2 separate regions of the Homo sapiens genome follow, and region 2 is linked to region 1. The links are chromatin loops, found by intact Hi-C in ENCODE. Cell type or tissue: heart right ventricle. All regions are shown on one strand. Each heading gives the region's core, and the rest is flanking DNA. Links, peaks and the distances in the headings are about the cores only.

Region 1 (5,379 bases), core at 52-5,051:
AGGTGGGATGCCTGCCACGCCATAGTGTCACAACCAGCATCCTATGTGCAGCATTCAGGGATTATCTGAAAAACAGAAGGATCCACATCATAGAGTTGTTGTAAGGATAAAATGTGCTATCTTGAAGGGCCTCATGCAATGCAGTGCACGTTTCAATTGCTTAGTACATGGTAGCCACACCATCATACACCACTCATTTTGGATGACAGCATTGGTGGACTGTGTGGGTGGAGGTCTCTGAGTTCTGAGTGGCACCTACGCCCCACACCTCCTGCCACCTTCTCGGGCTCACTCAACTCTCATGGCACTTGATGAAGAGACTGCAGAATGCTCAGGCTGGCTGGTGCAGCAGGATTAGGTGTGGCTTCAACTAGGCTGCTAACTTTGGACAATGCTTTGCATTTGTAAGTGTAAGGGAGGGAAAACTTTCCCTTTAGTGAGATCTAGAAGCTTATATATGCTCTTCGTAGGGGACAGGGAAGGAGAATGGAGACAACTTAGGGAAGGGTAAATGACTTTAACTCTTTGTCTGTGGCAAAGTCTGGCTGGCTGGCATGAACCTCCAGTTTCCTCTGCTGTGCTTTCAGTTCCCTCTTGCCTGGTGGATGCCTGGGGAGGGGTTCATGACATCTGAGTTCCTTTGGAAGATCTGTCTTTGGGTAGAAAGGAGGAGCTCAGAGAAAGCCCCTTCCTGCATTTGCTATTCCCCAAGTACCCTCGGTTTGAAGAAATCGCCAAGAGTGATTTCAATATGCCATCAGAGTGGTGTATTTTGGGGTGGCATTTCTAAACTCTTTTATAAGCTACACTGCATACAAATAGAACATTTGGAAAAGTCACTTCCTGTGACTGTGCAAAAAGGCTTTAAATTGAGAATTGTTGTCTGATTAATCATCACATGTGCTGTGAGAAATGGCGTGGAACCACTTTATGGGGGAAATATGTCTTTTTAGAGCAAATATCTGAAGACAGAGAAATGTGAAGATTCAAAGTGATCATTCTCAGCTGTTCCCTGGCCATCAGCCAATATTGCTTTTATTTCCTCCTTTTACTGGAAACGGCTACTCCTACCTTCATAGAATTTAGAAGTCCAGAGCTGGAATGGGCAAGAACATTCTCAGGGGAGCAGTGAGGCCTGAGCCTGGCCTGAGATGCATCTAGGATGAGACAGCTCACAGCTTGTGGCTCAGGACCACTGCAAGGGGGAGGGAAGGTGGGTGACATGGACAGTTCTATAAGGCAGGTCTTTCTCTGAGGACTTTCCATTTCCTCTGTCCTTCCACCAAGGCTCAGTTGGGTGGTGAATTAAGTTAACTGGTCATTAAGATGAAAGAGGGAGGAGGAAGTTCAGAGCAGGGCTTGTTCTCCTTCCTGGAAAATAGCCTTGAGCTGTGGTTTGAAACAAGAGTTGCTCTTTAAGGATTAGTTGTATTTTCAAAAACCACATCAGATGGAAAACCCAGAGTCACAGAAACTCCGGGCTTGGCTTTGATTTGGAAGATGTTGCAATGATCTGAACCAGCAGTGACCTCAGAGGTGGTGGCCCTGGAAGGTATTGGGTCTCACCTGAGCTTCCACCTTTAGTTAAGGGCATGGCCTGGCTCCTGTCTACAGAGCAGTTAAACATTGCAATCATGGAGCCAAAAGCTCACAAACCGGAGTGATTCATAGCACTGTAAGGACAGCTTACAATCCTTTCCTCAGGCAAAGGTTTCGTGATGAAGACACTAAAAGCAATTGCAACAAAAGCAATCCTCACCACCACTTGATATTTTCTTTCTTTTTTTTGGATAGTAGCCGTCCTAATGTTGTGAGGTGGTGTCTCACTGTATCCTGCTCTGTTTTGATGAGGGAACATCAGATATGCTTCCTGTGCTGAACACCCTCTCAAGAGTAAAAGCCTCAGCCATCCTGGTGGCCTCCCAAACCTGAAGGATCCCCAGTGACCTCTGGCCTCATCTCTGGATGATGCCCTGTCCTTCCCCCAGGCTGTTTCCCAAGCCCACCTAGCAGCCCTGATGTCCTTCTCTATCTGCCTGGTGTCCCCGCTTCACCAGGACTTCATATAAAGTCAGATCTTCAGAAAGGACTTCTCTGTTATTCCTACAAAATCTGCAGTTCCTCCCCTGTCTCTGAATCCCTCACTTGGCCTGCAGTCTTTCTTCTCTGCTGTATATTGAGCATCCGGAAATGCCACCTGGCACATAGTAGGTGCTTAGTATTTGCCAAATGAATGAAAGAAAACTATACTGAACTATAAACTAAGACTTCTGAGAGTTAGTGACATTTTTAGATATGAATTTATAGCCAGATTCCTACCAAATTCTAATTCTATTTGTTTTCAGTAGATTCTCCTGGGTTTCCTGGTATATAATCATATCATCTACAAATAATGACAGTTTTCCTGTACTCCCCCCCTTCTTTCCCTTTTCATATTTTTTAGTATAATAAATAACAGGGGTGATAGCAACAGCTTTATCTTGCTTCTGACCTTCCATCAAGTGTCTCTGAAATTCCACCATGGATGGTAAGTTAATGTTGGCTTTAGATCTGAGGGATGAATTTTGTCATGCTGAAGAAGTACCATGGGCTCCTGTTTTACTTAGGACGTTTTGGTTAAAACCAAGGAAGAATGAAGGGTTAATGCTCTTCAGCCCCCTTCAGCACCTACTGGGTATTAAGCTTTCTCTTTGACTCCTTAGTGTGGGAATTATGTGGATGGGTTTCCTACAACTGGACCGTCCTTGTGTCTTTACCTTTTAAACCCAGATGTGCCCCTGTGATGTGCAGCGAGCCCCTGTGGGCAGGGCCGGCCATGTCCCCTCGTCCCTTCGTCCCCTCGGGAGGCTTGCTGGGAACTGAGGCTGGCCGCGGTGGCAAGCTTCCCAGCGAGCCACTCAGGATGGCTTATTGTTTCTGAATTAAACAAACGAAGAATGAGATTCAATTAGAGGCAGCATAATGTAAACCGAGATGGATTTATATTTAGCAAGGCAGAGACATGTGGGAAAGAATGAAACTTCCTTCGTTTCAGAATTGGGAAGTCGGCTTTGAAGTGTGGGGCTGGGCTTTCTGGATGCTGTCTTCACCTCCCCCAGACGCGCCCCCAGATGTTTCCCTCGAGATACTAAACTTCTTGGGAAAGCAGCAGAATTCAGTGGGCAGCGAGCTTCTGAGGCTTGCACGTAGGAGCCTCGCTGTCTCTGTTAAAGCCACTTGCAAGGACGAAGCCACATTGTCCCCATTTCCTCATTTCCAAATGGGCTGATGGAACCTCAAAATCCTGGTATAATGTGATTAAAGAAGAAAAGAATAGATTTTTTTAAATGATGAAGATGTCACTACATTGAATTTACTTTTCCAAGCCAAATTCTAGAGAGTGCCTTACAGGGGAACAACACCCTCTTTGTTATAATTCTGTTTGGGTCGGCTTTCAGCAGGCAAATGAGATGGGAGGAGATTTCATGGATGTTTCTTAGTTGAGAAGAGTACATGAATGTGAAACCCACAATAGCAATAGCAAGGACCAGCACAGGACGAAGCCCGCCGCCGACTGAGTGCCAAGTGTCATAGTCTGTAGTTTAATCCCCGCATCTAACTGTCCTCATGAGGTGGGTGTCGTCAGCCTGGTTAGGGCTGCTTGCTGCAGTGTCAGCAGCTGGGCAGGGCAGTGGGTCTTAACCAGGAACAGAAAGACAGGAGACTTGCTTCTTTCTCTCCCAGACCTGTGTCTTTGGGGTTGTCCATAATCTCTTCTGGTTTGCTGGGGCCTGTCTTTTTGTAAGAGGACAGCCTGTTCCATGGAGATGCCATTCGTTTGCAGGGAGCTGCCCTGAGGGAAGGAATCAGGAGGGAATTACTGACACAGATTTGTAGGGGTGACTTTATTTTGTACAGGGATTTTAGAGTTTATAGCAGGAAGAAAGCAAATGCGAGTCCAGGGCTCTGGTTGCCTGGGTAAAGAAAAATTGAGTTGCTCATGCTTCCAGAGTAAGAAGGAAGTGTTAAGCTGGTGACCAGCGTGTCTCCTTTGGGGAGCGTCTGGGAGCACCCTAGGGGAGAGGCAGCCAGGCCTACAAAATGTCCCAGAACTGCCTCTGGGGAAGCCAAATCTAGAGCCCACCCTCCAGGAAAGAAGAAAATTTTGGATGAGCAGAAACAAAGTCTTCCTGGAAAATAATTTCAACATGGACCCTGCATTTCTTTAATCCCTTTGCCTAAAGGAGTATTATGTTGCTTTGGAAAAGAAGCAGAAACTTGTTCAAATGTTTTTTTTAATTAATTATGTTTTTCTAAACACTAAAGCATCATGACTTTGTGCTCCCTCCTCCTCACTTCCCCTCTCTTCTCTCTGCCCTTTTCCCCCTCTCCCTGCTCCCTCCCCCTAGAAAGCGTAGACTGGGGCTGAACTAGTTAATGGAGACCAGCCTTCACACAGGGGCATCTGTGGGACAAAGGGTCTTCTGCAATCATGGTGTTTTAGGAAGATTAGGAAAAATGAATAACTTCCTTGAAAAAATTGGTTCGGAGGATTGTTTTCTTCGTTATACCTCTGGAAAAAATTCAGTGATACTGCATGAAGGGAAAAGAATTAATACAGCTCTTCCTCCCCTTTTCTTTATTTTTATATCCAGGAGTCACTGGAAAAATCAGACCTTTTCCCATATCACAGACCCAGCAGCAGTTTGGGCGTGCTCTTGCCTGTGTATAGAAAGCATGTCAAGACCGATTAAATTATCTAATTAAAATAATGACCACAGAGAGCCTGTTTATTTTGGCCTGAGGAAGGTCAGCTCCATGGGCCCCTTCTGTCCTGCTGAGGTCCCTCCCCAGCCACAAGCATACACAAGACCTATGATGACCTGGCTTCTAATAACCTGCTCCCAGTAATGTCAGAGTGGGTCTTATGCCACCAGTGGGGACAGGACTCACTCCAGCTGAGACAAAAGATCGTTCTTTAAGACTCTCTAGACACCGTCTTTGTATCTGTATCTATATCCCTCTAGACATCCATCTTTGTATCAGCATCTGTATCTGTATCAGTATCTGTACTGATACTGTACTTTGTATCAATATCTGTGTTGAATCAGTACTTTGTATCAGTATCTGTTCACCACAGCAACTTGAAGTGTGAAAAGTTCTGGCAAGGGTTATTTTTAATCTACACCAATATGGACAATTGTTTGACTGAGCTGACTACAGTCTTGGGTGCTTTTTGCATCATGAAGATAAAACCTAAGATCCACAGAGCATGTTGACCGGTAACAAGTGAAGAAAACGCTGCCAGAATATTTTTTACACAGTACTAGGTAATCATTTGGACTAATTTGTCATGAGATTATTGGGCTGTCTTGACAATGTGCAGGCTCAGCCCAGTGA
Region 2 (5,379 bases), core at 278-5,277, 110 kb after region 1:
TAGCTTTGTATGCCATATGGCATTTTACAGCCCCATACTATGTAGGTAACAGAAACAACAGCACTTGCAAACTACATATATTTCAAAAAACAACTAGGTCTTTTGATTAAATTATAAGCTTTAATTATATTCTAACTAATTAGAACATGTTTAACATAGACCTCTCCCATACCTGAAAAACTGAATGAAAAGAAACTTACAAATGAACCCTCTGTAGGATTACCATTAGGTTAAAAAGATAACTAAAAAATATACTATTTTAGGCCAAGTGTGATGGCTCACACCTGTAATCCCAGTGCTTTGGAAGGCTGAGGCAGGAAGACTGCTTGAGGCCAGGAATTTGAGACCGGCCTGGACAAGACAGTGAGACTCTGTTTCTAAAAAATAAAAATAAAAAAATTAGTTGAGCATGGGGAAGGGTACCTGTTGTTCTAGATACTCTGGAGACTGAGTCCGGAGGATCACTTGAGCCCAGTAGTGCAAGGTTGCAGTAAGCTATCATGGTTAACACTGCACTCCAGCCTGAGTGAAAGAGTGAGACGCTGTCTCTAAAATAAACACTATTTTAAAATTGCAACATTCTCTTAGTCCCTTCATCGTTTCATGGTTTTCCCTCTAGCAATTATATCATCTTCTGACCTTCATATTCCCTATAGGCAAGTTTTTCTAAACTTTTCCTTTATATGCTGTGTAAGGCCTGTTCCTCTTTCCCTACAACAGTGACCTGGAGTAGGCAACTACTTTTATCCTTTTTAAAAGACTGATTCAAGCCATTCTTGTATTTCTGCATCAACTGCAACATTTTAACAACCTATTCAGGTTTCTCCTACTGCTGAACTCAATTTGCCAGTATTTTGAGTCTTCTGCATAGTTTCATAAATGAAATTGGACTGTAATTTTTTGCATTGTACTTCCCTGTAAAGTCACTGAGGGTCTGGTGTCTTTTGGGGGCAATATTTTTTTTTTTCTAGAACAGTTTTTGTAATAGTTATGTGTTCTCTTGGGTTTTCTGTATCTTCTTGAATAAACTTTACATTGATGTTTTAACTTAAATTTATGTATAACTTTATATTTTTTAGAAAAGTATCCATTCCAATTTTTTAAGTTTGTTGGCAGAAAGTGATTTATGGTGTCTTCTTGTGATTTTGAAAATCTTTAAGGTATCCATGTTTACATTGCTGATATCAGTTGTGTTTTTTTCTCTTTGTCTCAGTGGGTCTGACTAGTTATTTATTCTATTTAGCGTTTTCAAAGGATCAGCTTTTGTTTCTGTTGATCTTCTCTATTAAATCTTTGTTTCCTAGTTCATCAATACCTGCTCCTATCTTTATTATTTACCTCCTATATCTTCTTTTAGATTTACTTTTCTTTTTGTTCAAGCTTTTTGAATTGAGCAGTTAATTTGTTGATATAAATGCACTCATTTTGCTTTTTTAATAAACACTTAACGCAATAAATTTTCTTCTAAGTGCCACTTGTAATAGATATTGGAGTACTTTCATTTCTATTCTAAATAATTTGTAATTTCTACAACAGGTTTCTCTTAACCTGGAATTATATAAAAGTGCTATTTTAATGTTTCCAATTATATTTATTTAAACAATCTTTAATTGTGGATTTCTAATACAATTACAAGTTTGTCAGAGAAAATTCTCTGGTATTTATTAACACTTCTTTCGTATTTAATGTGTGGTCTCTTTTTCAACTCCTTGATGTGTAATTGAAAAGAATATATTTTTCTTCCTTGGGTAAATGATATTTATATGTATTTACAATATTAGATCAAGCTTTCAAATTTCATTGCTTAAAGCATTTATAGCTTACCTAAGTTTGTCTATTAATTTCTCAGAAAGACATGTCAAATCTTCCACTGTGATTATGGGTTTGTCAGCTTTTTCATAATCCTGAAACTTTTTGCTTTTGGGAGGCAATCATATTGGTTTGTGATCATGTTATCTTTTTGGTGTCATACATTATAGATAGGGTATCATTGTCAGAAGTGACTTATCTTTCAAACATTACTTGTTTTTTTTGTTTGTTTGTTTTTTGAGACAGAGTCTAGCTCTGTTGCCCAGGCTTGAGTGTAGTGGCTCAATCTCGGCTCACTGCAACCTCCGCCTCCTGGGTTCAAGTGATTCTCCTGCCTCATCCTCCTGAGTAGCTGGGATTACAGGCGTGTGCCACCATGCCCAGCTCATTTTTGTATTTTTAGTAGAGATGAGGTTTCACCATATTGGCCAGGCTGGTCTCAAACTCCTGATCTCAAGTGATTCACCTGCCTCAGCTTCCCAAAGTGCTGGGATTACAGGCATGAGCCACTGAACTGGCTACATCTTAATTTCAGTGCTGCCTCAGTGCCTGAATGAAAAAGCATTCAGCAGACCATATGGTGGCAGGTGGAGGGGAGGGGACATCATTAGCCCACACCTGGTGCAATTTCCCAGAACGTCACAGGCAGCAGTGTGTGTGGCCACTGAGCAGCCACTGAGCGACTTCATTCTCTCTTGAAATGTATAAGTATTTTGTTATAAATGCAGAGGTTCCAATATGTTTCTGCGGCAAATCACACCGTAAGCAGTGACTCCACGCCCTTCCAGGCTTAGAGAAGCTCAGCAGCGGTGCAGACCCCCTGCCCACCCAAGGCTCGACAGCCTGCAGTCTGCCAGGTTCCGGCTCAGCTGCCTCTTCCCGTTATTGCTGGAAGGGCCAGAAAACATCAGGTTTGGTTTTCCTTGCTAATCCTTCCAGCCATTGCTACTATTTTGACACTTTGCCTGTTGAAGCATGGATCAGCTTTCTAAGAGCTGATGAGATTCATTTCCTAAGCCGTTCCCTTCACTCAAGGGAAAAAGAAAAGCAAGTCCACTGGAGAGTATCTGATTTGGCGCTAGACACTGTTTTTCGCTAGGGCAGGGGCTCAGGAAGGAGGTCCTTCAGTAGCTCTGTAAGGGATATCCGCAAGCCCCAGCGGGAATGGCCCAGGATTCCTTATTTCCATCCCATGCAGATGGGCCCTTTCTCAGTCCGACTACATCCGCTCAGCACGCAGCTTGGAGACACTGGTCTGATGGAAACAAAGACTGCAAGCAGCTATACTATATGTGGACCATTTTCTAATGAAATAAAGATTTTATTTTTCTTAAAGACAAACAAAAATATCAATGTTATTTTTTATAAGGTGTATTGATTTCAGGCAAAAAAAAAAAAAAGTTAAAGCAGCAGTTATTTCATAAGTGTCCTTGATTCGGGTATCATGGTGTCTTGGCTGGAGTTTTTCTCAGGGCGGACCCTGAGAGGAGGGTTTGAATCCAAACCGTTTATTTTGGGATTTACAGGGAACGGCCAGAAGGGAGTGGGTAAATGATGACAAGGAAGGGAGGCAGCCAACAGAAGACGCACTGTGAAGCCGGTTAGCAGTGATAACCGGAACCTAATCCCAGGTAGAGTGAGAACATTTTGGGAAATGGTATTAAACTCTGCCTCTGAATTATCCCTCCTGCACAGCAGCTGTGAGGGAATCTGGACGGAGTCTCTTACTGAGGGAGACTCCCCGGGTGTGAAGTGTCTAGCACCTGAGGCCTGGGGCACACGAGCTCAGATCCACCTTCTCCAGGTGCAGGTAAAAGCCTCTGGGAGGGATCATCAGGTGCCTGCCACTGAGAGCCCACCTGAAGTCAGCACAGCACCGCTGAGGGCCCCGAGGGCTCTGCACACTGGGAGTCACAGGCCCAGACTCCTCAGGCGCTGGAAAGACACCTTGATCCAGGCAGGACTGTGGCTCGAGATTGTCTCCACGGACGGCCGGGGGATTCCTGTCCCTCACAGAGGCCTTTTTTCTTCTCTGAATCGGTGTCTCTAAGGGCCGGGTTTCTGTGCACTGGGTGGTACCTGCCAGATGAGTTTAATTCTGCCCCGCACATACCGGCGAGGACCCATCCCGCTCAAGCTCTCTGCTGGGGACTTCAGGCCCAAGGTGAATGCGCGCAGGGCCTGTGGCAGGGGATGAGGGCTAGTGCAGGCCGAGGGGAGCAGCTACAGAGGTAGGGTTTCCATACCCAGAGACGGGCATGGACACTAGAAAGGGAGGATCCCCTAGCTGGGAGGGAAGCCAGGACAGTGAAGACGTAGTGGGTCTAACGGGGGGTACCGCATGAGCCGAGGTGCAGAGGCTGGACCCAGCGGGGACGCCGAGGGGACTGCTCCTGCAGCCTGGGGAAAAGAAGGGGGCGTCAGAAGGTCTCCGAGCCAGCGGGGATCGTGTTCAGGAAGCTGGGGAGGCTTTGTATGTCATGGAGATCTGTGGAGAGGCTGAGACGTGGTCTGATTTACACTTTGGAGAGCCTATTTAGGGCCCGAGGCTAGGGGTGCTGATGCTCCTGCTCCCAGGGCCTCCGAGCTGCTGCCAGGCTGTGTGTGGTCCTCCTTCCACCGAGCCACCACAGGCGTGCCCTCCCTTGGGCCTGGAGAGGACACCTGGCTGGGGATGTGCCCGCCGAAGGGAATGGAGTTTGGCGTGCAAGCATGGAGTCCGCAGGCCCGTGCTCATTGCCCTGAGAGGGGCAGGATGGAGCAAGGATGCAGGAGAGAAGGAGCAGGACTTCACCGAGAACCCTTGCCCCAGGGCCTGCGGAAGGTCAAGAGGGCAATCCCCCTGGGCTTAGGGGGAAGGGCCTGTGCCCAGGGCGCTTCAGCCCCAGGTCCCTTCTTCAACCAGGGCTGTCCCGCCTGTGTCTGAAAACAGGCTCTGGGGTCAGATGCAGTTTGAATCATCACTGTGAGGCTGAAAAAAGAAATACACGTGCAATGTCACTAGCCTAAATTTCTCCATTTATTTTTATTTTTATTTATTTATTTATTTATGTTTAAAACAGAGTCTTGCTCTGTCGCCCAGGCTGGAGTGCAGTGGTGAGATTATGGCTCACTGCAGCCTCGATTCCTGGGGCTAAAAGGATGCTCCCGAGTAGCTGGAACAACAAGGTGCCATCAGGCCCGGCCCCACCCCTGGGTCTTTAGCAACAAAGTGAGGTTTGTTTCCTCCATATTTGTGAAACATTTTAAGAGCTTTTGATCTCGTGGTCACCATCTCTCACTTTGATTTCTTGTCCCTGTGAACTCCTGATCACTTTCACGATCTGCCTTACGTGGTGATTCTGTTTTCTCAGTGCCAGTTTTGTGGGGACACAGCCCTAGTTCCTATAGGTCCCCAAGCAAGTGGAAACAAAGCTACGGTGTGTGGCAAGACTGTGCAGCCTGGACTACATAGTGAGACCTCATCTCTTCAAATAATTTTTAAAAATTAACCAGGTGTGGCGGCATGGCCCTGGAGGTTGAGGCAAAGGATGGCTTGAGCCTGGGCAGTTGGGGCTGCAGTGAACTGAG

Evidence for each region. Hi-C counts contacts between places; a loop is a spot of excess contacts. Peaks named below come from ENCODE experiments on the same cell type or tissue, not always from the same donor. Only the 100,000 strongest peaks of a DNase experiment are listed, where the experiment ranks them.
Region 2: a loop joins it to region 1, with 1.9 times the contacts of the local background. A loop is called at or near these places in 1 of 110 quality-filtered maps.

Annotation. Positions count from the first base shown.
Region 1 is chr18:10,057,020-10,062,398 of GRCh38, forward strand. No RefSeq gene overlaps it. Among named protein-coding and RNA genes, the nearest start is that of VAPA, 150 kb to the left of the region's middle. In heart right ventricle, for the core only: no CTCF peak of the experiment used is centred there; a DNase peak (open chromatin) is centred at 3,137; H3K4me3 peaks cover 1,088 bases; H3K27ac peaks cover 3,949 bases.
Region 2 is chr18:10,162,015-10,167,393 of GRCh38, forward strand. It overlaps LOC124904247 (a long non-coding RNA gene), which reads left to right. Exons shown (of 2, transcript XR_007066286.1): 2 at 1-1,053. Among named protein-coding and RNA genes, the nearest start is that of LINC01254, 250 kb to the right of the region's middle. In heart right ventricle, for the core only: no CTCF peak of the experiment used is centred there; a DNase peak (open chromatin) is centred at 2,971; H3K27ac peaks cover 689 bases.